Regions from separate parts of the Mus musculus genome. Here all the other regions are linked to region 1. A link is a loop called in an ENCODE intact Hi-C map of the cell type or tissue named here. Cell type or tissue: left cerebral cortex. All regions are shown on one strand. Region 1 holds the start of Tmem132c (transmembrane protein 132C). Region 2 overlaps Tmem132c (transmembrane protein 132C). Region 3 overlaps Tmem132c (transmembrane protein 132C). Region 4 holds the start of Gm33738 (a long non-coding RNA gene).

The links. Peaks named below come from ENCODE experiments on the same cell type or tissue, not always from the same donor. Only the 100,000 strongest peaks of a DNase experiment are listed, where the experiment ranks them.
Region 2: it touches region 1 in a loop (2.4-fold over the local background); 4 of 42 quality-filtered maps call a loop at or near these places.
Region 3: a loop joins it to region 1, with 2.4 times the contacts of the local background. A loop is called at or near these places in 13 of 42 quality-filtered maps.
Region 4: a loop joins it to region 1, with 5 times the contacts of the local background. A loop is called at or near these places in 3 of 42 quality-filtered maps.

The regions. Positions count from the first base shown.
Region 1 is chr5:127,237,003-127,245,002 of GRCm38, forward strand. Tmem132c (transmembrane protein 132C) reads left to right here and starts at 4,824. Exons shown (of 9, transcript NM_175432.3): 1 at 4,824-5,018. The coding sequence starts at 4,913. In left cerebral cortex, no CTCF peak of the experiment used is centred here; DNase peaks (open chromatin) are centred at 4,475, 4,750 and 6,778; H3K4me3 peaks cover 2,670 bases.
Region 2 is chr5:127,360,630-127,368,629 of GRCm38, forward strand. The region is part of intron 2 of Tmem132c (transmembrane protein 132C); the gene reads left to right. Among named protein-coding and RNA genes, the nearest start is that of Tmem132cos, 83 kb to the left of the region's middle. In left cerebral cortex, a CTCF peak has its summit at 4,646 (motif pointing left); a DNase peak (open chromatin) is centred at 7,067.
Region 3 is chr5:127,476,864-127,484,863 of GRCm38, forward strand. The region is part of intron 3 of Tmem132c (transmembrane protein 132C); the gene reads left to right. Among named protein-coding and RNA genes, the nearest start is that of Slc15a4, 140 kb to the right of the region's middle. In left cerebral cortex, a CTCF peak has its summit at 4,803 (motif pointing left); DNase peaks (open chromatin) are centred at 1,080, 4,797 and 7,320.
Region 4 is chr5:128,436,094-128,444,093 of GRCm38, forward strand. Gm33738 (a long non-coding RNA gene) reads left to right here and starts at 7,395. Exons shown (of 3, transcript XR_001784972.1): 1 at 7,395-7,455. In left cerebral cortex, CTCF peaks have their summits at 993 (motif pointing left) and 3,969; DNase peaks (open chromatin) are centred at 996, 1,688, 2,205 and 3,958.

The sequences.
Region 1 (8,000 bases):
CCGGACCACCCCACCCTACCTGGAGGCTTTTGAGAAATGCAGGGAAGAGGCCAGCAGACCTTCAGCTCCACAGAGCGAGAATCAACGTCTTAAGAAGGCCCCAGTGGAATGTGAAGAACAATGGCTGAGGACAGTTTAGTTAGTGAAGGAGTCCTCTAGCCAGAGTGCTCCGGTTAGAATCCCAGCTCTGACATTTTGCAGCTTCCGGACACTGGACAAAAATCCCTCCGTTCTCCATCCGTTATCTGAAAGGATTCACTGTAAAGTTAATCGTGTCCAAATACTTCTGAACAAGAGATGGTGAAGCTGGTAAGGATGGTGGTGGTGGTGATGACGGTGATGCAGAAAATGCACTTAAAGAAATGCATCATCGTTCATCTTTGTAAACTAATCTCGAGTGTACCGACCTGCTTCCTATAGTAAATGAACATCAGTCTCTCTTGAATCAAGGGGCGAGCAGAGTATTAGCTCTGTACATTTTATGGGATAAGGCAAGAAGAGAAGTGATGTATCCAACAGGCATATATGGGACATTGGGGAAGGGTAGAGAGAGGAATCTGGTGTGTTCACAGGTGGGAGCTATGTACACCTTACACCTCACTGGAGAAGCCAAGCCCACATTCCCATCAAGAGATAGTCAGCTATTTAGAGACCGAGTTAGCATGAGGGTCTGGGAGTCTGTCAGTAACACTGTCATAGAATAATCATGTTTTAATGTTGGAAAAAGAACTCTCTAAGTAGTGAAAGGAATTGCACAAAGACCCCCCACCTGTCTCAAATAAGTTCTCTAACAAGAGTCTTCTGGTTCACCCCGGGTGCTTGCAGAATTATCATCACCATCAGCAATGCTCACTAAATGAGCTAAAGACAAAGCATTTCCTTCTCAGATTCATCATCAGTAAAACGGACACTTAATCCATAGGTCCAGGCCTGATTCTTTTGGAGATAGTGGCCTGCCCTGCACACACAGCTTCTAGCAGGGCTGGGAATACAGAGCTGAGCAGGCTGGAGAAACGTCAGAGAGAAGAATCATCCAGTAAACAGGGAAATGAGCCAGGGGGCACCACTAAGTGCCCAGAGGGTGGTCCCTAAATAGTTGTGTCCTTACTGTGTGGTCCAAGGTAGGGCTTCTTCTGTCACTCAGGGAGGGAGGGAGGGAGGGAGGGAGGGAGGGAGGGAGAGGAGAGGGAGAAGGTCCTAGTTTTATGTTCCAGCCTCTGCATCCCTCCTCCTCAGCCTAGAGCTTGCTTCATGGAGACAAGTTATCAGACTTGGTATCAACTAAGTGGTGTTGTAACTCACAGCAGGGGACATCAAATGTTTAGAAAACTGATCTTACATTTCATTTGTGATGCTTGAGGTACATCCGTGTGGTGTATGTGTGGAGGTCAGAGGATACCTGGCCTGTGAGAGTCGGATCTATCCTTCTGCTGTGTTGTCCTGAGGCTTGAACTCAGGTCCTAGGGCTAGCCTTTCACTAGCAGAACCAACTCTCTGAATGGAAAGTTGATTTTCACAGCAATGGTGTAACCTTCTCTATGAGCCTGTTTCCTAATCGGCGGCCTGTGCTGCTAGAATTTCCCCCCAACTCCATACAGAGAAACCTCAGATACACGGATGCTCAAGACGCTCTCACAATAGCACAGATCTATCAATTGTTCCCTCCTCCCTTCTGCATCCCACTGTGAGTCAGTCCTCCCCAGACACATCCAGTCCTCCCCAGATAAATCCAGTGGTTCTCACCACACCCCCTGGCATCCTCGGCTGCCCCTGGGGCCACACTCTACCCAGGCCTGGCCTTGTTTCTCACTGTGGATTTTCCTAAAAGTCCTCTGCTTGCCTACCTCCATTCATCATCATGAAACCTGTCCCCTCCCCCACAACTGCACTTTCCCTGAAGGCTGTACTGAAAGTCAACAACTCCTAACAGACTGCCTTAGTCATCCTCCCTAGAGCTCCTGTCTACCACAGGAGAAAAGATCCGAGTTTAGGACCGTCATTGCTGTGACAAAATACTTGACCGAAGGAAGTTAAGAGAGAAAAAGGGTTATCCTGGCTCACAGTTTTAAGGAATACAGTTCATCGTGGTGGAGCCAGGGAGGCATGGCAGCAGGAGCGTGAGGCAGCTGGTAACATTGTATCCACAGTCAGGAAGCAGAGAGAGATGGATGCTGGTGCTCAGCTCACTATTTCCTTTTTATTCAGTCTGAGATACCACCCCACAGGATGGTATTGCCCACATTCAAGGTGGGTCTTCCCTCCACAGGTAAAGCAATTTAGAAACCCTCTCATAGACATACCAGAGGCTTGTTTCCATGAGAGTCTAAATTCCAACCAGCTGTCAATCAAGGATAACCATCAGGGGACCTTGGTCTAGTCTACTCTCAGAACCCTCTAAGAAACTGGCTGGTAACTGGAAACTGTTTGCTGAATGGCTGAATGACATGTGGAATTCTAAGGGTCATTGCGATGTGTCTGCGAACATGAGCCTAACATGTCTTTTATTTTTCTTCCTTCCTTGTTTTCTGTGTCAACCAATAAGCACCAAGAGTCAAGACCCTGTTTGTTTTGCAAGCTGACCACGGCTGCTTTTACGAGGCCAATCTATAGCCATTCTTGTCTTACCCTCAGTAACACTGGCTCATTTAATGTATAGCATAGCAATACAGAGACATACACCCTGCCTGGAAGCAGACAGCACAAGCTGCTCTAAGCCGCACCAACAAGCTCCATACCCCGTCCATTTAAGATTTCAGCATGAACAAAACAAATCTAAAAAGTGGCCTCTTCCACTTAGAAGCCCTGGGCACATGTGGAGGCCTCCTGCCAATAACTCTGCCCTCCTATAAATCATATTAATTGTCTCCATGTGCCCGCAGCCTATGGGGAGTTTCGCAATACCCTTTGAGGAGATTAGTGGTCTCTGGTGTCGCTTATGAGACTCAGGCGAGCATCTGGAAGCAATTTCAGTTAAAGAATTAATGATTTTGAGGTTCAATAATACAGGACTTTAAAAAAATAAATAAATACAGGAAACTTTGTTAGCCAGGGGGGAACCTGCGGGTTTCCCAAGATAAAGGGACCAAGGATCCTCTCTCCCATGTGTTTGTTGGATTTAAGTCACGTGGCAGATTAAAGGAAGTCTTAAAGCGGAGCTTGCAAAAGGAAAACTCTCTTTACTTAGGTCTCCTTCTGTTTGTTCTGGAGGCATCAGGAAGGGAGATGTATCTAAGGTTCAAGAGATTGGAGGACATGACAGTAGGTGCCCATATGGTGATTCAGGGTGTAGATGTGGAGGTGAGAACCCCTTGGGGTTTTAAATTCTTGTTCCTATTATTGAACGGGAGATAGTGGATGAAACAAACTCCATCCCTCAGTCTGAAATAACGGGCTGTTGCACATCTCCTTTGCTAAATATTTGAGTTTTTTTTAAAAAGTCATTCTCTAGAGACTTCCAGACTTAAAAAACAAAAAACAAACAAACAAATGATTAAGTCTGCCTTCCCCTCTTGGGGCTCATGTGACTTCGTTATTGCTTCCTAAGGATGTGTCTACCGTGGCTTAGTGAGCTGAACAGTAGGGCCTGCATCACCTAAATATAAAGTGGCTGCCTCCCTGGCCTGTGAGAGCCCAGTTGCGTTTTGGGTGCAAGCTAGTCTCCAAGGTCTGGGCTCCTTGGGCTGCTTCTGCCTTCTCCTGATCTGGGGGTTGGAAAGCTTGCTTCTTGCCCTGGTATTTCTTCTACAATCACTGTTTTTGAAAGCTTTTCCAAAGGATTGGTCAACAGGATTCTGTCAGCCCTGGTTGGGAGAGGGACCACTGAGCCTATGCAGCGTGAGGCTTAGAACAGGGTGGGGATCCCCAGGTTTGGAGAGCTAGTGGCAGATAGAGGCTCGCGCGTGCATCCTGAGAACCTTTCACTTGCAGACCCAAGAGGGTCTTTGTGCAGCACACTGCCCAGGCTCCTGGACCAGCAGATGAAACCCTAGGGCTGGTAAGCCTAAAGGGACATGGCTAGAACCTGGTGACCAGAAGGGAGTGCTGGGAAGTCAGGAGAAAATGGGTTCAGGGTGTGCAGAGAAACCGCTCTCACCGAGGCACATCTGAGGCATGTTTTTTTTTGGGGGGGGGGAGGGGGAGGTGGAGACATGGCGTCGCTGTTTTGTTTTAACCCTGCACAGTTGATTTTTTTTTTTTAAAGTACATTGGGTGAGAGACACAAAAGAGTCTCGCCTTTGCCACATGCCCCAGGCCGGTTTCTAAAGACAGTGGGGTTAGTCAGCGCGTTCCCAAGCGCAGTGCACGCGGAGCACACATCCGAACACATCCCACTGAATCCAATCTTTCGCTTAGATAGTTCCTCCACAGCTGCACGTGGCTTTGAAATCCAGTTGTCTCCAGCCCTCAGAAGAGGAGGACCTAATGTTGTAGATGGGGAACCGACGGCCCCGAGTGACCGTGAGGGGTGGGGGGAGCAAGTCGCAGGGAGCAAGGATCCAGCTCCATCCTGCGTGGTGAGCACCTGGGCAGAGCCGTCTTGCAGGACATGGTTGCGCGGAGGCAGGAGACTGCGAGGCGGCCGATCAGCAGCAGGAGGAGAGGGATTCGAGGTCTCTGAGTCTCTTCGTCCTCTCTCTGGGTCTCCCTCCCGAGGCCTGCGCTCCGGGAACCTCTCTGGCACACAAGCATCCTCCATCCATCCCTCTGGCCGCGAGCGGGGGCCGGAGGTGGGCGGATCCGGAGGGTGTAGTGGGCGGGCCCGAAGTGGGCGGTCCCGGGGGCGGGATCAGCAGGACCGCGGCTGCAACCCGAGAAAAGTTGTCCGGACCCGTTCAGGAGCAGCCGCCGGAGCCGGAGCGCTGCCGGGGGCGGCCCCGGGCATGGGGCAACCGGCGCGGTCCCGGGGCTGGCGATGGATGGCGTGACAGCGGCCACGATGCGCTCCGAGGGCGCGGCCCCGAGGCGGGCGGCGCGGTACGGGGCGCTGAGCCTGGTCCTAGCCACGCTACTGGGCCAAGGTAAGGCGGGCGCTGGCGGGGACCTCCAGGTCCCCTAGTAGGCTGCGGGAAAGCCGGGGCGAGGGTGGAGAGAGCGGCGCGAGATCCGGGTCCCATCTTAGAGCCTCCATCTACGGAAACAGCGGACACCAGCCTCAGCTTGGAGCATTAGAGTCAGTGCTAGGGATCCTCCGCGGCAGCCCACCTCGAAGCCCTACTGCCTCCCTCCAGGAGAGCGGGGGGGGGGGGGGGGCGTGGTTGCCGGACTCTGGGTCTGGGCTACACCTTGACTTCTACATTGGGCTACACACCCGGGACTCGGTGCAGCTGCGGGACGCGGGGAGGACCCTGGTTTCCCGCGGCCCCTTCCCCAGCTTTAGAGAAACCTGAGACTTTCCGCCCTACATTAGACCGAACGGTGGCATTGAAAGCATCGGACCGCTCTGGTTTCCAGCGACTCGCCGTTAGGCTCCCACTTCGGTCCTTTGCTCCGGGGGCCGTGGGAATCCGGACTCTGCAGGTTTCTGGAGACTTGTGCAAACCGGCTGACGCAGCCTGGCCAGAGCGCTCGCTGCTGCTTAAGGTCGCTAAGTCATATTATTACTCTTCTGTGAGCCCGGTCGGCGGCAGGCAGGACTGGAAGATCGGAGCCGCTGGCTTCAGGCATTTAGGGTCCGCGAGCTACGGGGTGCGGTCGCGGGGGCGCCCTGAAGGGGTTTTCGCGTGCGGTGGGTTAAGCCCGGATGTTCCCCGGAGTCCTGAGCCCTCCCGCAGCGAGGCGGGTTCAAGCTCAGCCTTTGACACGGACTGGACTGAGGATTCGCTCTAATCCGCCCCGCACAGATGTCGAGACCTCACTCCTGTCCGGGGTTCCAAGGATGGGCTGGAAATGTATCTGGGGAGACAAGTTGACAATTGGCGTTAAAAAGTAGAATTTGCTTTACAAAAGTCTCTACTCCACCATGTGAAACCAGGGGATGCCCCTTACTCGAGGAGCAATTCCCAGACAAACCTGCCATGTACGCTGTGCTTCCTTCCAGTGGGTCCTGTTTCCACAGAGCCCCGGGTAAACTGGGGTGGGGGGTGGGGGTGTTGGGAGTGGGCTTCCCCCCCCCCCCAAAGAGCAGAAATTCAGGAGCCTTTACCTGTGTTCTGCTATTAGCCCAGAGGCGGCTCTCGGTACACACCTCCCCGCGGATTCTGATCACCAAATGGCTTAATGGGGAGTTAGAAAGAAAGAGAGAAAGAGACCCAGATTTCGCTTCTGACTAAGAAGCGGCTGTTATTGCGGTGGCCGTTTTAGACCTTGGGCTGGCTGGCGATTGAAGGCGCTGGGGTGGGGCTGGCATGGTGGAGGTTGCAGGGCTGGGAAAGCCCATGTGATGCAAAGCGCCCCCCTCCCCACCAAGACACCTGGATTTGCTAGACTTCACCATGTTGGGGGTGGGAAGTGGGGAGGGCTTCTAAGGTTGGTTCTGGAAGCCCGTCTGCCAAATGTGTTTTCACTTTGTATGGCTGATGAAAGCTACAGTTCGTCCCCGGTGTCTTCCTAACCCAGCCTGGTGTTTACTCTGTAAGATGTCGCGTGCGTGCGTGCGTGTGCAAGCGGGTGTGTGTTCGCACCTATGTGTAGAGACAGGAGATCAATCCTCGCTGTCTTCCGCAGTCCGTCTCCACGGAGGGTTTTTTGTTTTTTTCTGAGACAGAGCTTCTCATCTGGCGGGGAAGTTCCCTCATTAAGTTCCTTCCAGCCCTGCCCTGTGCATTACTGCCTCCTAAGCGCTGGGAAGCCAGCCTGCTTCACCTGCCTCGCTTTTCTGTTTTCCTGAGTCTGGGATTCAGGTCCTCCTGCATACACGCGCATGCGTGAGTCTACCCCTGAGCCACCTCCCGGCTCCTCCACAGCATGTTTGACAGAAACAAACACCTTCTCACCCTTGTTTAAATTTCCACTGTCTTAAAAACAGCTATGCCACCAGGGACTTTGACTATACAAGGGTCTCTGCGCATGTTTCTGGAACCTTGGAAATCTGTCCAGTCATCGGCCACCAACCAAGTGTGTGTTTTTGACGGTTAGTTCTGAAGCTTTGCAACACATCAGGGGTTACAGAAAGCACAGTTGTGCTCTGGAGTTTTCATAAATAGGACAGTGCATTGAAAGGAAGGGCTCTCTCCCTAAGGCTCCCTTGAGCTGAAACACCCGCTTCTACACCCGTCAACCCTCAAAGGCAGGTGGAAAGGGTTGTGGGCTTCTGATGGCTTCTGATTAGGTGGACGGGCCCCAGAGACAGCTGGTTTGGGCTGTGGATTCCAGCTCACCGGAACCCGATGGAAGGTCCACTGATATTGAGATGTGCACACGGCCAGGTGGACCGAGGCCTCTATGGAGGTGTGGGCTGTAAGCTGTACACGGACGAATCAACGGTGGTGAACGAAGCTCAGGAGCCTTCGATTGGAGGAGGCTTTGGAGAATAGAAATAGCTTTAAGATCAGTGTTGGCCACTGAAGGAAGGAAGAAAGGAATGATAAACACTTCTCTGGCCTCTTAGCACTCTGGGAATTACCGGTAAAAAAGGTTCTTCTCCCCTGCCCACGGCCATGCTGTCTTTGGAGACCAAGACCTTGGGCCATCCTTTCTCATCTGCCACACAGCATCCCCCTGTGTGACAGATGTTCAAAGGTCCCTGGAACCCCCACCAGGCTTTGGCTTGCCCCTGTTCACCCCCCCCCCAACCTGGCTCTCATCAGACTTGGACTATCCACAGGATGCTTGCAAAAGACTGCAGATTTTCAGTGTTTTTGTTCGTTTTTGTTCTTAATGGGAGTATTCCTGTAATTAAATAAAATACATTTATAGTTTTAAAAATGGGAGAAGTCACGTAAAAATTCATTTTCCCCCCTGTAGCATCTATGTCAGGCTCCTAAACTACACTGCACAACTGCATACAGATTATCTGAGTAAATTACAAGAAATGATCTTCTATTTGCCACAAGCTATACATA
Region 2 (8,000 bases), 120 kb after region 1:
AGGCGAGTTAGTAGGTGGCCTCTTTCTCTCTATCAGCTACAGAATTAAAATTCAGGAAAACCACCGAGCAAGATCAATGCCTTTACTTGCAAATGTTATAGACTTCTCAGATAAAGAAAGGCTCCCCAGAACTGGGGAGACCACCCACTTTAAGAGGCTTGGGGTTTTTTGTTTTGTTTTGTTTTGTTTTGTTTGTTTTTTGATTTGTTTTGTTTTTGGCTTTAAGATGTCTCACCCAGTGATTGTTCTTCCTCTTTTCCATTTTCTATTGCTCCAAAGGTTATGTGCTCTTCTATAGCAGAGACTGACTTTCCATGTCTGTAATGTTGATGGACTGTGGTGAGGTTGGAGCCCCAACCTAATTGTGGGTGCCCTAACAGTCATAGAGAGACCCACCACCGCTAGTCAGGGGTGAGGTAAATGACTTGTGTTTCAGAAGTGCTGAGGAGCTAAAGGCCACAGAGAAATGGAAACGTTCTGCTTGTTGCTGGGGGAGGAGCATGGGAAGGGGAGGGGGGAGGGGACACGAAAACCATGCAAAAACCCTCAAAACTGAGATCACTTATGTGTGCTCTTCTATCATCTGGGAGCCCAGGGCTTTGGGAGAGTAAAGCGGAAGCCGGAAGCCGTTCAGTGCTGCTGTGGTTGGGTCTTTGGCCCCAAGGTTTCATCAGATTGAGCAGGGAGGCTAACCTTTCTTTGACCTCATTTGCATAATTTGCATATCGTAGCAAACGGGGAGATGGGCTTCATCTCGGGAAGTTGGCCTCCATCACTGGGTGTCTGGCAGAGCACTCTTGCACTCAGACTGCTTCTCACTGTGAGGGCTTTGGTGCTCAGCTCAGTACACCTGCTTTCTCAAATGCCTAGGGGAGGCACCGCAAGGCCTAGCTTCCTCAGACTTCCACAGACTTCCTCAGGAGCTCCGTAAGAGGGAGATTTGTCTTCAAGTAACGCTGAAAAGTGAGGGATTCAAAAAGAGGGATTTTATTTGTGAGTGAGAAAGTCTTCCGTTATAATTGCCGCAGCTACATTTCAGTTGTTTGTTTATTTGTTTGTTTGTCTTAAACAATATTTATTATGTTGTCAGATGATTTGCTTCTGGGTGGGGAGGGAGGGAATGCTTTCAAAACAGAATGCCAGCATGCTATCCCGTACTTCAGTGACATCCTATTCTTGTAGTCTGGCTCCAAGGATGATTATTGGTAAGGTTTTTGCGTTGCATGTGCGTCACATAAAGAATTGAAAGGCAAAGATTTCCATATATTCTTAAGGTATTACTTATTCCTCCGGGTTCAAATAATGATTTGCTGAGAGCTCTGTCTTATCAATATACTTACTTTCTTGTGCTTGCGGCATCCAAGAGTCAAACCCCAAACCCAGGGTCTCGTCCTGAATGTTCTATGGCTGACCTGTGCCCTAAGCTCTTTCTTACAATTGTGAGTGGGCTGTTGCTGCAGGTCCCGATTTTCTGTTGCTTTGGGTGTCATTAAAGGACTTAGGATACGTCTTTATAAGACTCATGTTTTTTACAGGGCTGAGATGGCTGGTTAGGGAGTTCTCTCTGGAGCGGTGTCTATGGCTTCCTCCAAGTGTTGATATGGAACCAAAATGGCGGGGGATTTAAAGTGAAGGTCCTGCTTCACTCCTCTGTCCTGTGCCCCTCCTCCGGCTAATCAGGAAAAGTTACTGAGCTAAAATCTGAGTTCATGGTTTTGCCTGGGACTTCTAGATCTTGTAAATTGAATCCACACAGTGCTGCCTTGGGGGCATGGGGACAGAAGGCAGCTAAAGCACTTCAAGGGAGTTGTGACATATCAGAGACACCTTTGTTGTCTTCCAGTGGTGGGAACCAGCTCTCCCCTTGAGAAAGTGCAGCCTCTACCCTCTTCAGGGTGATTCTAGCCACCCTCCATCCCCCAGACAACACGGATCTAAGGCCCAGGCAGTCTGGTAGTGGGAAACATGCACTGGCCTGGCTATTGCAGAGGATGTCTGGGTTTTTCATCCCAATAGAGGAGGACCTCTGTTCCTGCCACACACAGCCTGAGTGGCATGCAGGGCTTCCCTTCACAGCCTCAATTTTTGCTTATCTTAAAGATAAATTCAATTATATTACCTACTTCCATGGGCCTGTAATGATTCTGAATTTGTGAGGCCTTCATACCAGTGTCTGGCACATAAAAAGATTGAATATTACCGACTGATTTTTTTTTAAAAAAACTATAAAAGTTCATTGAGTTCTGTGTTAGCAGCAGAAGGGCATTGTGCTATGGATTTTCCAGCTCCTGGGTTTGTCCCCAAGCTGTATTGATCACCATTTCACCCCAGTTTTGGTAGGAAGAATTGTCTTCCTAGAAAGCAGGGCTTTTGGAGCACGGGAGACGAGAAAATACTTAGAGACTCTTTGTGTCCACATTTCCTCACTCACAGCTTTCTAATCATGAATCGTGGCAGGCTTCATGCGAGGAGGTAAGCCTTGTTTACTCGCAAAGATCTCGTGTCCCCTGGCTTTAAACTTGACACAAAGATCCTTAGTACAGAAGACCCAGCACACATGTACACATGCACATACATGCATACATGCACACACACATACATACATGCACACATGCATACATGCACACATGTGCATGGACACACATGTCTCAGTTCTGGAACCCATAGACCAAGAGGAAAAACAGTGTCCAAGAATCTATCTTGGAGTTATCCATTCTCATTCCAAAACCCCAACTTCACTGTTTGAAATGGGAAGGAAATCCCATAAAAATGAAAGGGAATCAGGGAGAAAACTGGGCAGTTAAGAGCACTTATTACTTTTACAGAGGACCTAGGTTCAGTTCCCAGAACCTATATAGTGGCTCATAAATGCCTATAAGTCTAGATCCAGGCTTCTGTGAGCTCATGCATGTGTGTGGTGCATATAAACTCACATATGCAAATACACATAAAATAAATCGATAAATAAATATTAAAAGGTGAAAGGGGACAGAGAGTTGTGGTTCAGTGGGTCACACCTTTGGCATAGGAGTGGGAGGACAGGAGCTCAGGTTGCCAGGGTAACCCTCCTGTGATTCCAGCCTTGGAAGACAGAACAAGGAGAGCCTAAAGCAGAACTGGCTAGGAGACCAGCAACTTGTTGTGACCTCTGGGTTGATTGAGGAACTCTGCTCCCATGAATAAGGTGTTAGAGAGATGGAGGATAGTCCCCAGCATCCACCTTGGGCCTCCATGTACCTACACATTTGCACACACACACACACACACACACACACACACACACGCAGAAAGATGCATCCACATACATGCGTGCCACAAATAGGTGAACCATGGAAAAGAGGAATATCATAAAGTGAGGTTATAAATAATATAGACATCTGGGTATTTTCTGCTATAGCTTTGAGGTGACCAAATGTCCATTCTGACAGCTTATCCTATGGTATTTCATTCTGTGATCCCCTATTCAGTGTCTCAACTCTTCCCATCTCCTTATCTTCCAACCTTCTGTGTGTCTTTAAAAAAAAATCTGGGCATGGTAGTACATGCCTTTAACCCCAGAGTGCAAGAAGTAGAGGCAGGTGTTCTCTGTGAGTTCAAGGCTAGCCTGATCTGTATAGCAAGTTCAGGCCTGCCAGGACTACACAGTGAGAGCCCATCTCAAAAACAAAACTCATTTCTTTTTTACGATACTCCCAGAAGTCACCCGGTGATGTACCTTTGCCCAGCTTCGTCACTCAATCCATCCCTTAATTTCAAGGCCACAATTGGACAGTTTTCACCATGTTGCATGTAATATTTGGATCAGGAAATTTGGTTGTAAGGTACATTATCCCCTTCCAGTTTATTCATGACGGAGGGCGTTTTCAAAGGGGAAGAAGTCCAGTTGCCACGAGCAGATTTTGAAAGAAATGTCCAGTTTCCTTTAAGAAATGCAGCCAGTGGACAGATGAGATGAGACCTTTGCCTGGGTGGGGCACTCTCTTCTCAGGTCCTGGATTTGGAGGAAGATCATTGATGGGCCTTGCATGCTCTGCCCACTCTGCTGATCATATGCCATTGAGCATCTGGACTAGGAAGTGACCAGAGCATTTGGGTACAGCGCCTGCTCAGACACTAGACACCTTAAGCTGGGAGCATCCCAGAGACCCTTGAAGACCATAGCATTTAGCCAATAAGGTGGAGCTTTTCTCAAATAGCTTACCCCACAAAGAATTTTGTTGAGCACTGAGTGCTACAGGGCAGGCAGGAAGGCTCTGTGCTTCGGCAGGGAAACAGCTGTATGCATGTGAGATGCTGAGTGTGGGAAGGTATCCCCTCTGCTCAGTATCACCTAGCTCTCCCTCCACAAGAGAAAGTTGGATCCTTGTGCCCCCGACCCACAATTAACATCTTGAGAACAGGTATGTAAAGCCTGCTCTTGAGCAAAAGAAAAGCTTGCATTCTCCAAGTCATTGATTGATTGGCTGATTAATTGATACATGTTTGTCTGGGTTACATGCACATACAACTGTACCATGTTTGCTGAGGCCAGAGCTGGATATTTGTATATCTTTCTCCATCACTCTCCACCTTACTTCCTTGAGACAGGGTCAGTCTTCTCTCAGGATCCACCGAGTTCTAGCACCCCCTACTGGAACTGCAGTCACTACCAACCATGCCAACTTTTTTACATAGGTGTTGGGATTTCAAACTTTTTATAAAAGAACATTTTAGATCTATTTATTTTACTATCTGATGTGTATGAATACTTTGTCTTTGTGTGTGTGTGTCTGTGTGTGTCTGTGTGTGTGTGTGTGTGTGTGTGTGTGTGTGTGTGTGTGTGTGTATGTGTGTACCAGGTTCATGCCTTGAGACCATGCAGATCAGAGGAGGACATCAGATCTCCTGGAATTGGAGTTACAGATAATTTGGACCACCATGTCCTCTGAACCCTCTGGACGAGCACCAAGTGCTCTTAACTGCCCATACTACTCACCCAATTTTGTATTGTCCTTTTTTAAAAGCCCATTTACTCCAGTGTGATTCCTATGTATGTGTCCTTCCACTAGAGCATTGTCAGCCTACAAAGGGCTACACTTTTAGAGCAAATTCTTTCTTCCTCTCCCAGCACCTATCAGTTACCAGTAGCTCCTCAGATAGAGGTGGGACTTGGTACCCACCTTCCACCTCCATGCTGGGATTTTGTCTGGCCTGAGCTTGCAAAGGTCTAGCATATGCTATCATAACCACTGTGAGTTCATATGTGCAACTGCCCTGCTGTGTCCTGAAAACCATCTCTCTGTAGTCATCCACTGCCTCTGGCTCTCACAATCTTTCTGCCTCTTCTTCATCAGTGAGCCTGAGCCTTGGAGGAAGAGGATGTGATGTCTTTGTCCCATTTGTGTCTGAGCACCCCCACAGCCTCTCATTCTCTGAGCACTGACCTGTTGTGGGTCTTTGTTCATCACTGTCTACTGCAGAGAGAAACTTTTCTGATGAGAGTTGAAAGCTCTATTAATATGTGGGTATATGGGTAAATTATCAAGAGATGATTTAATAGTCTGTCCATTTAACAGAGTGTTAGCAGTAGGTTCTTCTTAGGGCCTATGGCTTGTTTAGACACAGATTCCTGACCCCAGTAATGATGCCAGGTATGGACCTTAAATCTGATCAGAAAGTGGTTGGTTACACCCCTGATGTATGTACCACGATTGCACTAGTGAGTATGTCTTGCCAGGCTGGTCATTATTGTACCTTGAATGGTTCACAGCTAGGTAAAGTTGATGGCTACTTTGTCTACCAGTCATAGACATTCTAGCATTATGAAAGCTATCCGGGAGGAATGAAGCTTCCTGGGGAACGCCTGCTTGATTTCTCCATGTTCTCACATGACTCAAGTCTGTGACGGCTTCCACAATAGGGTCTTATTGTCGAGTTCTAGAGGGTAATCAGGAGTGTTGGCAATTACCTATGATATTTGAAATTTCTATCAACTTTATTGGCCAATATATCCAAAAGAGGCAACCCATTCCTGGTACTGAGCTCTCTGGTATCTAGTGGGGACATTGTCACCCTGCTAAAGGGTAACTCTGCTTAATATATACATATACATACATACATATATATATATACATATATATATATGTACATACATACACACATACATATATACACATATATATGTGTGTATAATACATATTTATATAACATAACTTAAATATGTTTAGTATATTTATTTATATATTAATATATACTTTATATATTGTATTAATATATTATAAAATATTATAGTGAATAATATAAAATAATGAGTAATGATATGAATAGATAATGCTATATATATAATGAATATAATATATATCATAAATATAAATTAAATATATAAAATAAACACATAGAATATATTCTATATATTTTACATATAATATGATATACTATATATTTTATATAACATATGCTATATACTTTATAATATAATATCATATACTTTATATGATATATGATATAATTTTATTAGATATCATATCACATATAATTTATATATAATATATAAATATAAAGGGGTGGGAAAAATATATATCAGGCATTCATAGCCTCATCTTGCAGAGCTGTGACCGTAAAATGGGTGAGGAATGCAGTAGCCTGAGGCAGGTGCAGAGGCGATCTCCCTTTCAACCCTGACTCTTGTATATGAACACTGATGGCTGTGATGGCTGTGACTGGTGAGTGGAGCACAGTCACCTCAATTAGTGACTCCAGTCCCTGACCAAGTCAACATGGCCTCAGTATAATCTAAACATGCTTCAATAAATACAGAAAACCAATCCCAACTGTGATATACTCTTAGCATGTTCCAGTCAATAAATATAAAGGATGAATGCAGGAAAGCAGTTGAGGAGATATACCATGTGACTTCATATGCAAGAGGACTGGAAGAGTCCCAGTTCCCAAGCGGGGAGGCGGGGGGAGTTACTTTTTAAGAGCTCAACTGACTAATGGCACTGAGGCTGGCTCCCACCTCTTTTTACAAGGACTAGGGAAGGCTATTCCAGTAGAGTTCTTTGGAACCAGCCAGAGCAAAGGGTGAGTCACCAGCCCCCACCAGTGTTCTAAGGGTAGGATCCTACACGGTGGCACACAGGACATAAGTGTACACAGAAACATTATCATTACAGCCAAGTCACAAAACCCTACCCACCAGCTGCTGGGTGGATCAGCAAATGTTAGGGACCTGTTTAGTGGAAAAGAGTTAACCCCTCAAAAGAAATTAAATCATGTGCTAGAGCTGTGGCTCAGCAGCTAAGAGCAGTGACTGTGGATCCAAAGGACCCCAGTTCAAATCCTAGCGATGATTGATGGCTCACAGCCATAAAAACTGTAAATTTGAAGATAATGAATCATATGTGCGGTTGTGTAGGTGAACATCGAACATAAGATGCTGAGAGAAGCCACGTACAAATGACTCTAGTGTCTGTAATTCCATTTGTATGGAAGGTCTTGAACAAGCAAATCAGAAAGAGGCAGTTATCAGTAACCAGGACATATAATGAGAAGGAGTGATGTCAGCCTCTGGGGCTGGTAAAAGGATCCTGAATTAGACAGTCATGAGGGTTGCTAGTACATTACATAGTTCTAAATCTGACAGCCCCCCTGCTTACAGTGGCCAAACTTTAGGGTATATATCACACCCGTGGAGCTAAAAGGAACAGCGCTACAGGCCCTGGATGTTCTAATGCTGCTTCCGAAGGGATTGGCCACTTGACAGCCCCAGCAACTGGTGACAAATGGAAAGTTTACTGCCAGACTTTGTGGCTTTGAAGACAAGCCAGAAATTGGAAGTATTATGGTTTCATTTCTGTTACTGTGATAAAATAGCCTGACAAAGAAGTTAGAAAAAGAAAGGATTTATTTGGCTTATAGTTCCAGGTTTACAGTCTATCATTTTGGGGGAGTCAGGGCCAGGAATTTGCACAGTTAGTCACAGTACATCCACAGTCAAGAGCATAGGGGATAAACAAATC
Region 3 (8,000 bases), 240 kb after region 1:
ATCTTTACATCCGCATTCATTAATCAAACCATGATGGAGTGTCTGGCAAACCCTGGGGGTATTGAAGCTCATGTGACTGGCCTGCACACTCACCCACCCTCATGACATTGATCGGTCTCCAGAAAGACAGAAGGTGATCTGAGAAGCAAGTTCACTAGAGAAGTGCTGTGTGTTATTAAGTCCAATAAAGGACGGTATTACTTGAATCTGGGTCAATTGCTTGTAAGCAAGGCCGTGTTTAAAGTGGTATGAATTAAAGAGAATCTGCTCTGCACTACAAACCCAGTGCGGTCTGGCTCCCTCCTGCAGCTAGACTTCTGCTCTCATGTGCTCAGGAACCAGTCGGGAGCGTCGTGTGCGCTAACACACAGGATCCATCTCTGTTGCCGTGATCCAAGGGTAACAACAGCAACCAAAGATCAGGGTTGGCCAGGCAGAGGCAGGAAGGGAGTGCTTCCTAACCTTTAAAATGTCACCAACAGGGAGGTGGCACCATCATACTTATGAACAAAAGCTCACTGGCAAAATGTCTAGTTGGAAAATGGAGAAGACAAGGGTGGCCATTTAGATACATTAAAAACATAAAGACTGGCTGTGTATATGATCTTTTGGTCTCTATACGCCTCAGAGTCTGGTCACCATAGATCAGGGACCTCAGGCACCCACTTCCTAATCGCCATGTGCCCATGTGTCCTCATTCCGTCGCCTTGCCATTCCAAGTCTTCTGAAAGTGACACCCAGACTCCCTAAGGCGGGAAAGGCTTTGAATCTTTTGTTCAGAAGAAAAGCTAACAACTCGTTCAAAAGAAACAATTAAAGCAGTGTGGGAAGACACACTCCCAGCAGAGAGGATATCTGAATAACTTTGAATCAGTCAGGTCTGGCAGACCTCACACCCTTCTCAAAGACAGCGTAACACGTTTTTGTTATCAATGGCAAAGCCATTGGTGCCTTTCCCGGGTAGTCGGATAACTTTCCCCTTTTGTTCCCAGGGATCACATTAATTCTTCATAAGTGGTCCTTACTATTCCGTACTTGTTCTGTCTCAAGTGCAGCATTTTCTCACCAGCAGTGTATAAATTAGGCCAGCTAAATGGCAGAGACAACTCATCCATCATGTCCTTAATTTTCTACCCTGGGAGGATGCGCTGGTGCTTAAGTAAGGATAAAGGCAAGTCACGCCCGGTCCTCTGTGGGCTGCTGGGGCGTGTATTCCTACTCTCCACACAGGGAGGCGGCTATCAGGGACCAAGGTGCTCACTATATAGACGGAGGTGGTTTCTTTTATTAGTAAAAGGGATGTTTCTGTGACAGATAGAACAACCCCCCCTCCTTCTCCCTCCCCCTCCCCCTCCCCTCCCCTCCCCCTCCCCCTCCTTCTTTTACTGGAAGCTTTACTCAGCAAAGATGCTGAGTGCTCAGACTCCTGCTTTGTCCCTCCATCACCCCCAAAGTGTAGCTACGCCCACTTCCACCCACAATGGCTTATCCCCTACTGAGAACTCCAGCCACTGGGATTAACCGTGGTGAAACAGAAAACCTGCCTCCTCTTCTAAAGGGACACTGAACCTGCACCTATCATTTCTCGTGAGCAGAACAGGCTCGTGGCCACACCTCCCTGTAAGAGAGGCTGGGAGATGTCGGCTTTGATCTTTGATTGTCACAGCCCAAGCCGTCAAGAGCACAGTACAAAGGAGGAAGAGCTAAGGGTGTCTACCGCAAGCAGGGCTCTAATAATAGTGAGTCTTAACGCGGAAGGTGGGCCCTGTGAGGCAGAGGGTCACCAGGATTGAAGGTGAGACTGGAATCCGAGGGAGTCCACTGAGGCCCAGCCAGTAAAATGTCAGTGGGCGGGGGCGGGGGGTGAACCTAGAGAAGACAGCTGGCTCATCAGTTAAAGTACAAATGTGAGGACCAGAGTTAGGAGTCCCCAGGAAACCCATGTACGTGCTGGGTGGGTAGGTGTGGCAAGCTACCTCTAATTCCAACCTCAGAAGGTAGGAACGGGGGGGGGGGGGTAAGAAAGAGGTCCCCAGAGTAAGCCTAGTCCTATCAGTGAGCTCTGGGTTTGATTGAGAGACCTTGCCTCAGGGACTAAGGTAGAAAGGTAGAAAAGTGATGAAGGGTGATTGATCCTTGCTCTCAACTACAGGCCTGACATGCGCATGCCACCATGCCTATGCAGAAACTAACAAACCGTACAGGCATATATAAATGCACACACCGCAGGCGCACACAGGAGATACACATCGTGAAAACGAGGGCTCCTCTACAAAGAGCAGATTCTTCCAGATGTTTCAGGCACTTGGCATAGCAGTTCCAGCCAGCACTAGAGTGGCTTGGTGTGGTGGGACAGTTGTGATACTAAGGCCAAGAGCTCATGTGTGCTCCTGGTAATAATGACAGGAACAGCTGTGCAAGCCCCAGACCTCCTCTCTTTGCAGGGCAAAGCCCCTGCTTTCCTGGCGTGTTCTGTGCCCTTTCTGGGCCAGGCAGGTGGTGATAGAACAAGCTCCCATTTGTCTTATGATCTTGAGAATGGTCACTGTTAACTCCCCATGGTCCCTGTTCGTATTGATTACTTAACTCATTGCTATGTGCGATGACATAACACCTTACGGAAGCAACCGCAGAGATTGATTCTGGCTCCCAGTGGGCACAGTTCATCACAGTAGGGAAGCCATGGTGTCAGTAGGGAAGCTTTCACTGTGGTGGCAGGGGCAGGGCTAAGGTGGTCACATAGCATCTGCAGTCAGGAAACTGATAGAGATGATGCTGGTGCGCAGAGCATCACTGTCTGTTTGTTGTGGTGGTGGTGGTGGTGGTGGTGGTTCGGTCCTGGGATGCTGCCACCTACAAGCAAGACGAGCTAAATCCACAGGCCATAGACATGCCTCTGGGTGCATGTAGATTCTGTCAAACTGACAGTCGGTAGTAACCATCACACATTCTATCAAATGGGCGTGTTATTACTATGGTGGGAGACTCCTTAAAATCCCAGCATGGAGCGGAGAGGCGGGCACAAAGTCCCACAGCTAGCTCCGGAGCTGTTGGCAACCAACAGTTACTAGGAGAATGAAAGTGGTTTTCTTTAAGGATACGGACCCCTGGTAGGTTGACCATACTCCAATGAGGACCACATAGGCAAGAGTATGTGGGTAGCATGGATTGTATTCAATAAATTTTTTAATGACACAAAGTTAGGTGGGTAGGGAAGAGGGGGGTGGCTATGGAAGGAATTGAGATGAGACATGAATGTGATCAAAAAACATTGTATAAAAATTTCCAAGAGCTAATAAGATGAGAGAAATAAGATAAAATATTTATAGACCAAGAAAAAAAAAAGGAGAACCCTGAGTCCTGGATATTAGCAGGAGAGGCTTGGCATCTGTTACATTTCCTGATACTTTCCACTGAGCTAGCAAATTGCATCACACACCCAAAATCCCAACACTGAGGAGGCAGAGGCAAGGGGATCTTGAGTTTTGCACCAGCCTGGGCTACACAGGGAGACCCTGCCTCCAAACACCAATATTGAAAGCAAGCAGTTCTCTTAGAGTTGTTTGACTGTCTGTCTGATGGCATCCACCCTGACTGACAGCTGTAAAGGGCTTATTCTCCATAGGAACTCCAGTCTCATCATCAAGAGCCATGGGGTACCAAGTCTCATAAGAAAATGCTGTAGAGCTGGAGAAGTAGCTCGGTGGTTAAGAACAACTCGCTGTTCTTGCAGAGGACTCATGTTCGATTCCCAGCATCCACGTGGAGACTCACGCTATCTACAGCTGCCGCTCTAGGAGATCTGACACCGGGTACTGCATGCACATGGCTCACATACATACATATATACATACATACATGCATGCAGGGAAGCCACTCATGCATATAAAATAAATATATATTTTTTTTAAAAAATTAAAAGTTTCAGCATAGCTGGGTGGTTGAGACAGGGCCCACAATGTGGAGTTTGTGCCAGCGTTTGTCATACAGACTTCTCTTAGCTTCAGTTTCTTTGCCTCTAAGAGAGAGGTGTTGTTTTCCCACTCCCTGAGGTTGCTGTCAAGAGCAAATGACTGGCGTGTTCAAATGCTTGGCCAGTCGTCAAAGTGCAATTAGGAAAGCCGAGGTTTGCTCCCCTCATCCTCCCACCTGGGTCCTTGGCCTTATGTAATCTACCCTCGTCATTGTGAGCTGAGCCGGTGGCTTGCTTTTAATCAGTATTACTGCATGCGTCGCCTCTGTGATTAGGCAACAAAGGCTGTGCTTATGTGTTGCTAGAAGCCCATTGTCTTCCTGGCTTGCATGTTGGCACAGCCGGCCTGGCAAAAAGTAGAGGGTCTGTAGCCAACAGCATAGGAAGAGCTGAAAGAACCAGTCCAACAGCCGCAAGGGATGGGACCCCTCTAATAACAGTGACATCCTGGAGACAGATTCCTTCCCACTTGACATTCCTAGAAGGTCCCAACCCCTTTCAGGCACCACACTCTCATCCTTGGAGAGACCTGGAGAAAGGAGACAAGTACTTTGTATATAGCAATGCAAACTCCCCAGATATGCTTAGGCACACCAGGATTGCTGGCACAGACTCTTTGTTGTGGAAAACTCCAAATAAAAGCAGGCAAACGTGAGGCATAAAATCCCTCATGACTTGGGGGGCTGCAGGGGGAGGACTGGAGTGATGGCTCAGCAATTAAGAGCACTTGCTGCTCTTCCAGAGGATTTGGGTTCTATTCCCAGATTTCTCACAGTAGCGCATAACCATCCCTAACGCCAGTTCTAGGGTATTTGTCGCCCTCTTCTGGCCCATATAGGTATTGCATGCACATGGCAAACATACATAGACATGTGCAGGCAAGTAAGTACTCATACACATGCCAGAAATAAAATGGAAAAAAAAAAAAGTCCGCATATCTTTATGGAATGTTACAACTTGTAAAGTGTTTCCTATAGCTGCCTCCTTGCAGAGCCATCTCAGTAAACCCCTGAGGCAGGAGAGAGTAGTGGAGAAAGCAGGAAGCAAGGACCCTGAAGGGGGCTTACCCACAACCAACCAGCAGGTTAGAGGTAGCTGGTGTTGTTCTCCATACTCCTAAGACCCAAGACACTGTGGTCTGTTTGGGAGATTCCTCTTTGTAAAACCCCAAAACATGCATTTTCTGCCACGATTGGACCCTACAAAAACAACATGAGAATGTGAATATAATCTGAATGATTAGAAATTTTCAAAGCGTCTCTGAACTTCTGGCCTCTTGGAATTTTAGATTAAAGAAGGATCCTGTGGAAAATCCCACTGACAGAAACCGAGAGTCGACTACAGAGAAATATAATTGATGCTTTATGCACATATGTCTGGCAACTTATTTGGCTTTTTGTGTGCTCCCCTAAGGAACTTCATGACCCTTTAAGCCTGAATGCACCTCTCTTTGTCTGTTTTGTTTAAATATACCAGTTGTTTCTATTAGTCTCTGAAATGTGTGATATTGTTAGCCCTGTGTCACTGCCACCATTGGAGGTGACCTGGGCTGGGGTGTTGTGTTTGTTCTTCTCAGCCTGGCAGGTCCCAAACTAACATGACATTTCCGAGAGACCCTGGGGATGAGTTGCAGGGTGTGGTTAGTTTTACTTAAGATTGTTTTCTGTGGTGGACTCTCCTAGCCAGGAATAGGAGGGGGAATAACCACAGGTCTAGTTCCTCATCCCTTCTGCTCAGAAGCCAGCCTGCCAGTGTGCAGACCCCAGCATTCCTGCCTCCTGAGGAACTCTGGTGGTTTGCTGGCTTCTCTGTCTAACTTCTCTCATCTGTGGATGGAGAATAGGAATCAAAGCGACACCAGACTGCTGCGAGAGATGCAGAGTGCTTTAAAGAGCACCAGAGACATCCAAGCCTTTGTGTCGCTGAGGGTTAGCGTTAGGGTTTATGGCTAGAGGTTGGGCTGGAGTTGGAGGTGGAAGTTGGGGTTAGGGTTGAGTTTTGGTTTGGGTAAGGATTCGGGTTAAGGGTTAAGGACTAGCGTTAGAGTTAAGGCTAAGGTTAGGGGCTGGGGTTATAGTTGGGGTTAGGATTAGGGTTAGAGTTGAGGTGAAGTTGGGGTAAGGTTAAGTGTTCATTTTAGGATTATTGTTAAGAATTAGGGTTAAGATTATAATTAGGGATTTGGATTTAGATTAGGGTTAAGGGTGAAATTGGGGTAAGGCTAGTGTCTGGAGTAAGATAGATATTAATTTTAGGATTATTGCTAGAAATTGGGGCTTAGATTACAGTCAAGGATCAGGGTTGGGGTTCAGGATTCTGTATTATGTTAGGGGTTAGTGGTCAGGTTTTGCATCCAGGCTAAGGGTTCAAATTAGTATGGTTCTTTTGGTGGCCTCTGAAGTGAGTGTTTATATGAGAATTTAGTGTTAGGATTGGCAGTGTTTGCTTGTTTGTTTTTAACTTACTTCTACTTATTTCGTGTTTGAGTGTTTTGCTAGCATGTTATGCAAACCACCCTTTAGCCTCGTGCCTTTGCAGGCTGGAAGAGGGCATCAGAACTGGAGTTACAAAGAGTTGCAAGCTGCCATTGTGGGTGCTGGGAATCGAACCCAGGTCCTCTGGATGAGGAGTCAGTGTTCACCATCCAATCATCTCTCCAGCTTCTCATTTGCTTGGTATTTCAAGGTTTAGTTTTATTCATCCCAATGCCTGTGTGTCTGGATACATATTTTGATACCCGTGTGCCAGTGCCAGTGCACATGGATGCCAGAAGATCTCCCTGGGGCTGAGTTACAGGCAGTTGTGAGCTGCATACAGGAGTGCTGGCAACCGAACCCAGGAAGTATACTGGAACAGGAAGTGCTGCTGAGATGTCTCTCTAACCCAGAGCTGTTGGTGTTGCTTCTAGGACCACCCTCTTAGAAACTGGGGGGAATCTAGGCTGCTGCACCCATCTCCCAATCCAGTCCAGCTCAACGAGTATTTAGGAAGCACACAGTTCAACTCTGTATCTCCTCGCCAACCCGCACAGCCAGTCCTTCCATATCTCTGGGGACCTGAGGCATTCGGCCCTGAAAACACTGGGAACGGAGGGAACCGCATCCAAGGGTGCTTCTGTGCACCTTCCTCATTCGCCAGAGGCCACCTTCTCTGTGCCTTGCAGTCCCTTCTGAGTGCTGTGTGCTGTGTGCACCAAGCCTTCTCAAACACATCTCCATGATGGTCATGAGGGACTTTGAAGCAGGGACAGGAAAAGCATCTGGATTCTGTCTTGGCAGTTGGTCAAATCCTTTTGGAATCAGTGACGTGTGATAGGCTCTGTGGGTAGAACATTCCAGGCAGAGGGGCTGGTTTTGGACACAGTCTGAAGTTGTTACCATGGCCCTGGGCTGCTGAGTGGGGTGTGGAAAGGGACAATGGTGAATCTTGTCAGAGAGGAAAGAGGGGACAGGAGTGACCTGATTGACAGGGAGAGTCCCTCGTGGGCACTCGGACCAAATGCTTTATTGTTCATCTGCAACAACAGGTGCAAGTGTGTTCTTTAATACCGTCTCTTTAAAAAGCCAGATGTTAAAAACACTAAGGAGCTAGTCCACAGCCCAGCAGAAATTGCTTTCCCCCACTGACCGCAGTGAAGTGCTCTGCAGACCACACTTTGAAAGCATCAGATGGTGATTTGCTGTGCTGGAATGAAAAAGGAGCAAGTTGGAAGGAAGACGAGTGATCTATCTTCATTTATACCAGAGACCGTTTGTTAGCCAGATGACAGGAAGGCAGCTCCCCTGAAGGTACCCTGCATGGAGGGGGCTGTAAAACCCAACTAACAGTCTGGTAAATAAAGAGGGGCGGCAAACATCTGCAGAGGAGGAAGGATAAAGTCCAAGGGTTTCATTGTCTTTGTAGAAACTTATTTGCGCTGGGCCCAGATTAATTTTTCATTGTCTCCAGTTAAATGGGGGGGGGGGATTGCTTACACAGCTGCCTCGACAGAGCCTTGATTGTATTACTGCTGTTGCCAAAATCATAA
Region 4 (8,000 bases), 1.2 Mb after region 1:
TTAAATAGCATTAACTGTTCATGCTGAGCGTGTGATCTCAACACTAGGCGGGCTTGCCATTTTACAGAAAGATACCATCCTCCAGCCAGTTTAAAGAAAGAACAGTTGTGCCCGAGATCTGGTAAAGACAGCAAGGAGGCTGGATTCGCAAGCCGCCCAATGAATGTCCGCAGTTGCATGCACTTGTGCCCATTTTGTGCGTGAAGACATCACAGATACTAGAGATCACACTATCGTAAGGCTGAATCCCACTCCCTCCATCCTTCCGGGATGATGCAAGGAGAAACTCAGGCGAGGACCACTATGAAGCATCCTTTGGGCAACTCCAGTGTGCTTATTTCAAAATGGCATAGCTCAATGGTAAACATTGTGCTTGCTGAGGGTTCGGTCCACAGCACAAGGGGAAGTAAGGTGAAGAAATGAAGTAAAACGCAGAGGACGTGCCTTTCCATGCAAAGCGCAGAGCCTAGCTGGAATTCGCTCACAATTTTGACATTATTAATATTCGTGCTTTCCCGGGCACCTCTTCCCTTCAGCCGTGTCTCTCTTGAAATTAAGTTCTGTCAGTTTCGGAAGCATGGGAGATTCTAAACCGCAAACTGGCACCAAAGAGCCCTGGAACTGGCAGTCACCTGCCCGTGAACTTCCTTTTTTAATATAACTCCCCATATTTCACGATATGATTATGAAATCAGTCAGGGACAAATCGGCTCATGACCGCTTTGGTGAGCAGAGACAGCAGCCATGAGACACACTGCGCTCCAGAGAGGGTACTATGTGGGGGGTGGGGAGTTCCGTCCATCTGTCACTCAGTCTTCCCCAGCATTCAGGTGACTGGACTTTGCAGCTGGCTGACTGGATTTGAGCGCAGGTGCCAGAGATCTCCACTAAGTTGAAGCAGCCAATGGCCACCTGTAGCTCTGCACGCTGCACCTGCCCTGCCATGGAACTTGTTCAAGAAGGCTGTTGTAGGCCGGTGGCGCCCCCTAGAGTCTGCAGCTCAGCATGATGGAGATGAGCGAAGCGAAGCCTTTGCCTTCTTCTACCAGGAAATTTGGCAGGAAATGTGGTGTCCCCACAATCCTCTATTCTTCCCAGTGACTGCAGGCTCAGATCAACTCTCCTTCTCAGATTGGCTCTCCCTTCTGTCTGTCCCCGACTCAGTCCGCCCAGGGCTCCAGGGTGTCAGAAATTTCTCACGTGGCCCTTTAAGTGATCATTACATTGCTGACTTCCAGAACAGAGCAGAAAGTCAGACCCCAAACGATCTCCCTGAACTGCTGTGAGGACCACTTGGATAAACCCCGCTTCCGCCACTGAAGGCTTGAGCGGGTAAGGATTCTCTCAGGTGGTTAGCACCGCAAGTCTGCTGTCCAAAATCCACCCGAGCTTTCCAGTTGTCCCTAAGACTCTGACAGAAACTATCTATGTGCCCCTGAAACTGGCTATTCCTATGTGCTAGAAAGCCAAATAACGCCATAGCCTTCATGAGGTGACATGTGCCGGTGGGAGATTATATGTGGTTTTCAAGTGGAGCCCAGGACACCTCAGGGTGACCCTCCAACCTTGCTATTCTTCCTGAAGTTTCCAGCTCAATGCAGGGAGACAACCTTTCCCCCAGATTCTTATTTTATACCAAAGTCTGTGTTTGGTTGGCATTCATGCTGATCAATATGAGATGAAGCCAATGTGATTCCATATGGCAGCAGCCACGTGGGGGCTCCCTGTATGGCAAGAGATGAAATGGAATCGTGTTCAGTTGGGAAGACTTAGAGTTAGTGTGCCATGACGGTGTATTGTATGACCTGCCCTGACAAAAAGAAAATTAGAGGGTTCCTGTCATGACATCCTGTCAGAATGCCATGACTGCAGGTTTTCCTGGAACTAGCAGAGGAGCCCTAATTCTTTTTATCCTCAAATTCTCACTTGCTCTCTCTGAATTTTTAGTCTCTGACATAAGACTGACCAGCTCTCTGCAGACAAGGGATGTGTTTCCACAAGGGTCCCACGCTGGCTACTGTTGTACTGCTCGGGACTCTGGCCCATCCTGCGGTCTGTGTTTGTTAGAGTGTCGTTTTGACGTCTGAAGCCAACGAGCCCGTTTGGAGAGCTTACCTCCTGTGTGAGACTGGAAGGGATACTTTGCAAGCTTGAGGGGCTGGAGTTGGGCCAGCTTCTGTGAAGCTCTCTGTCAGCACGGAGGAGTTAGGAGATCAGCCAAAGCCCAGATTTCCCAGAACAAGACAGCAGCTGCCATTTCTCCAGCCAGTGGGTCACAAGCACCAGTGGGCCCCGACACGCGGTGGAGACCTGAGCCACAATCCCGTAATGAGTCCAACGTTTGACATGAGTCGGAAGGATCGATTCGTTTCCCTGGCTAAGCATCCAAATGGCTTGATTTCTTTTGTTTGTTCACAAATCAAATCTTCTAATGGGCCTGAAAAGCTTTGTGCTTTGGGGGGGAGATCTCATGACCTAGCATGCAAGGCAGGCTTACCAGAATGCAAAAATCCTCCTTCATCCACATCCTCACATCCAATATATATATCGCTTATGAAATGGATACCAGGGAGTTAATCCTACCCTGGAGGAAGAGGCTTAACCACCACAAAGAGGGAAGTTCCAGCCACCAATTTGTGAGAGTCTAACATCAAAGGCAACTGTAAATACACCACGTTGTGGTCATTCACAGTGTGAGCCTATGGCCCTATGGCCCAATTTGGAGTGGCTTAAAGGAGCGTCTTGGAAATGAGCATATTGAAGTGATAAGGCGGAAGGTCGTTCTCACTTAAAGGGACTCCATGTATTTATTGCTTAGCGAAAGCCTTCGAATGCCACCAAGTTAATAGCAGGGTCGTTCTGGCTTCCCTGTGGAACTGTCTCTCCAGTACAGAGTAGTCATCTACGTGAGATTTGGGGGATAAAATGGTAGGATGTACCTGGTTGGCCACTTATACAGCACCGACCCATCACTCAAAGTCAGGATGCCCCCACCTACACAGACATATACATGTCTTCGGGAAAAGTCTATCAAATCTGCGCCAGCCTTTCAGTTTATTACAAGATCTGTGTTTGCTTGGCTCTTAAGCCGATCAATACGGGAGGCACCTAGTGTGATTCCACACAGCCAGTTGCTTGAAAACTCCAATTTGACTTGCCACATGAGTGACGTCAGTCTCAGAAAGAAAGAAAAAAAAAAGTGACTGGGTTAGTAAAGACTCGCTCGGGAGTTCTCTCTGGGTCTGAAAACAAAATCGATTTGCAGTGACCAAGTGGTATTGCAACTGATGTGTGCCTTCTCTTAGTGGGGACAAAAACAAGCATCCACTCACCCCCAGATAGGGTCTGCCAAATGTCAGACCACAGAGATGGCCCCGCCCGAGATGGGCTTGCTTGGGGATCCGTGTGTTTGCTGTGGATACTTCCAGGAGCATGCTTGACTCAGAGAGTTGCATCCATGCAGAGCATAAGCAACAATTCCCAAATCAGAATCACAAGAGCTCCCATACAACTTGAAGCTCAGCGAGTCACTACCACCACCCCCATCCGCACCCTTACCCACGCCCCTGCTTACATGCCCTCTGGGAGGACACCTCCGAGTTCTTGTGACTTTCCCTGTAACTTGTGTGAGCCTTCTGCTTCCTTCCACGATGAGCTATTTCCATCTGGACACAATAACTACACTACACTTGTGTAGTTATTAGGAGGAGGGAGGGAGTATAAGAGATGATTTAAACATTTCCCCACATTTATAAAAGAAAAGCACAATTCAAGGTCTTTGTCATTACTGTTATTGTTATTTTAATGGTACCAAGGTTGTGAGGGGCGACTATGTCATCTATTCATTTCCCTTGGCACAGCTGGAGGACACAGCTGTGCTTCTCGGTGGGTCCAGGGCACACAGATGGCTTGGGCCAAGGCAGCAGGTGCGGCGATGGGGTCCATCAGTGGGCCTGCAGCGGCTCCTAGTGGTAGCACTTGGTAGTTCAGGCACCTGCTTTCCCTCCCAGGGAATGAACTGTAACATCTGTCATACCACAGCATATGCTTAGTCAAGTTATACATTTATTTTAAAAACTGCAAAGGTTTCTCATCATCTCACCTGAGAAAACAGAGGTAGCCAAGGCTATAAAGACTATGGAAACCCTGTGTCTGGGCCCATGGAGTGACAGAAAGGTGCACACACCTGCACACACCTAGGGAACCCTAAGTCAATATATCCTGTGTGCTTAACACATCAATGTTCGCTGCAGCACCATTCACAATGGCCAAGATATGAAAGCAATACAACGGAAGAACGGATAAGGGAAATGTTTATACACACAATAGAATTTTATTCAGCCATACCGAACACGGAAATTGTACCAATCTCTAGAAATGGAAGCAACTGGAGAAAATCAAACCAAATAACGTAAGCCAACCTTAGACAAATAAGATGCGTCTTCTCTCTACTGTGACTCCCGGATTTCATAGTCACATAAAGCCATGTGTGGCTACACTGAAGGAGAGTGGAAGTGAAATTGTCTAGGACACAAAAAGGACCCACAGAAGGGTCAACACTGGGGAGGGGTGTGGGGGGAGAGGGTTGGAGATGAGATCGCAATACAGAAAATAGCTATAAGAATATTTTTAACAGAAAAAAAAAAGCATCGTGGAATGTGATTTGAATTTCTTTCCAGTTTGCCCACATGGGAGTGGAAATTTAGTTGTTCGTTGAATATTGTTGCATCACAACAAGAAGTCACAAGAACTAGGAGGTGTCCTCACAGAGGGCATGTTAGTGGGGGCATGGGTGGGGCTGGGGTGGGGCTGGGATAAGCCTGGGGGTGGGGGTGGGGCTGAGGTGGGGTGGGGCTGAAGCTGGGGTGGGGGTGGGGTTGAGGTGGGACTAGGGGGAGGGGCTAGGATGGGGGCTGGAATGGAGACTCCCTGATCTACAAGTTGCATGGGAGCGCTCATGATTCTGATTCAGGAATTGTTGCTTTTGCTTTGCATTGATGCAACAACTTCATAGCTGCATAGATGCCAAGCAATTTGCAAAGGGTACCGGGGCCAGCACTACTCTTTATAACACAGATTACTCAAATGAATGAAGCAAAGAGCTGCTTCCTGAAGCCATCTTTTCACAGAAACCTCACCCACTGGGAACAGCCAGGGGTCTCCTTCACAAAGATACGAGTCACAAAGATACACTGCTGAGGACTCCTCCCCATGACCTCACCCCCCTTCCAAAGGGCTCTCTTGGTGCCCTCTTACTTGCGGTGGCAATTCCCACATATAAATTTAGGGGAGGCACTCATTAGGCCAGTGGCATCTACTCTTCTCTCCGGCATCAAGTGGGTTCTTGTGACAGCATGAAAGGGGTGGGGCTAAAATCGAGGCAAAAGAAACACTCAACCCAGGGAGTGGGGGGGAGGGGGTGCTGCAGACGGTCCTGGATGCGTGTGAGTTTGCGTATGAGGTTCAGGTGACAGGGAGATCTGTCTGATGTGGATGAGGGTTAAAACTACTGCCTATGACTAGTTAGAAGAGAATCTGGAGACCACTGAAAAGCGGATGGGAAGCCTAGATGTCCTTTTTGCCACCTTTGTAAAACATAACTAACTTCACAAGGTCACACTGGGACTTCCTGTCAAAACTGGCCCTTCCTGGTCATCATTTCCAGTTTGATCTACAAGCGGCTACTCGTGCCTGGCTGTTATCCAGCTGTGTATTGTAAATGAACCAGAATCCAAGCTGTTGGGTTTTGGTTTTTTTTTTTTTTTCTTTCTTTCTTTCTTTCTTCTTCTTCGTTTTCTTTTTCTTTGAATCTGGCATTCCTGGAGGGGAAACTACTTTGGCAATAAATTTGGAAATTTCCATTATGAGAAAAATCTGTGCTTCGAGTATACATATTTAGCAAATATTTTTCAAGCTCTTTCCAAAAATCAGCCTTGGGAAGTTCCCAGATTGGCTGGAGTTTCTGAGCCAGCAATGGTAGGGTTAAGCACGCATGCTCGAACCTGGAATGCAGGCTGGCTATAAGTGAGGAAAGGGGAAAGAGGCTGTGCATTCAGGCTTTGCAAAATGTTATGTTTTCCTCTTTCTTTCTTTCGCTCAATCCAAGCGCCTGCCCTTCTGAACTGATGTCTGACTTGGTAGGATTGTGAATTGAACTTACTATGCTTCTGTGGGTCTCCAGTGCTCTTCTTAGGGGACAGAGAAGCTTAGATGGAAAGGCTGTCAGCCACTCTGGGACCCATGTCATCCCAGTCGCTGAGTGCTGTGAGTCACCTCTGTCTCCGCACACACCTTGCTCTGCAGTGAATTGGGTCCTCATGACAGAAGATAAACTACTTATTGTCATCTCTCCTTATAATAGTGGGGATTCTGTATCTGCTTTGGATAGAGTATTTGGGAGAATGGAAATTGGGGGAGGGGCGGCAGGGTAGAGAGAAAGATCAGTTGGTAACGTAATTAACTTAAAAGCACAGAACCAGAGTTAAGTTGTTAAATCCCCATGGGCTTAAACCACAGAGAGAGAGAGAGAGAGAGAGAGAGAGAGAGAGAGATGCACACACACACAGATACACACACACACATATACATCCACAGAGAAAGAGACAGTGAGAGGCATACACATACAGATACACATATACACAATACACACACATACACACACACACAAACAAGCTGGATGTGATATCCTAGTACTGATAAGAGGGAGATGGGTAGACCTTTAGGGGGTCACTGGTCAACCAGTCTGGCCTACCTGGTGAGTTCTAGGCCATGGAGAGACCCTGTCTCAATTAACAAGGCAGTCTGAGGGATGACAACTGAGCCTACCCTACCCCACACACATGTTAACACTCACACACATGGACACTCACAAAAGAACAATTTAACCCAGACTCGCTCATTCCTCAGCCGCAAAGCAGGCTGCTTGGCCTGCTCTATGAAAAGCCAGACTTCTTGACAATGCTCTCCGAGGCTGTGTGACTGCCATCCACATCCCTGCCCAGAGTGCTGCTTCGACGAGCCTTAGTCAGGACACACGCCCTTTGCACAGACAGCTTCCTGCGCTAGGAACACCAGTTCGTTTGGTCAGACACCTCTGTGGTTCCTTCATTTCCTCAAGGCCTTGGCTGAGCACTTTATTACAAATGCCTCCTGGTGATGTGTTAAATAACTGCTCTCTTCTTGTTCGGTCTAATCCTGGGTTGGATTTCCTAACAGGAACCAGCGCTATTAATTGTGAATGTGTGTCTTCTCAGAGATCGGGGGATCTCAGGCACCCCACCCCCACCCCCAATAGAGCTTTTGTCTTTTGTATTGATGGCTTTGTTCTATGTGGCTCAGAGCACCACAGAACAATGCTCTTCTAGAATGCATTAGGAAAGGATTGGGGCTGCCCCCCACACCCCCATCCCACCCCCGATCCCCGCTTCCCACTGCCTTGGCTCTGAGTGTGAGCAGGTAGGTTGTCTGTGCCAGGGCTGTGTTTCTTCTGCTACTATGTAGCTACAGTCTCTTGGGAAAACAACTGTCCAATTTACTGAAGAGGATGATACTCTCAGGTCTGAGGCTGAGTCCATCAAACCTCCTGTATCTCTGCGGGAAAATCGGGGAAACTGAGGCAAGGAGATCTCTCTCTCTCTCTCTCTCTCTCTCTCTCTCTCTCTCTGTGTGTGTGTGTGTGTGTGTGTGTGTGTGTGTGTGTGTGTGTGTGTGTATTACTTTTGAGTATCTGTGACCAAACTCTGGGATGGAAAAACTTTAGGTTGAAATGATCTGTTTTGGTCCCTGGATTGAGAGGGTTCTGTTCACAGTTTCATTCCCTCAGCTCCTTTGGTTCTGGGCTGGCCCGTGGTGAGACAGAAAGTCACGGTGGATGTAACACGACAGAAAATGAAAGCGATAATAGGAGACACTCACCCAATGGCAGGGACAGATGGCAGAGAAAAGAATATGCAAAGGAAGGAAATGGTGACATTTCCTGTCACCCAGGCTGATGGGAAACT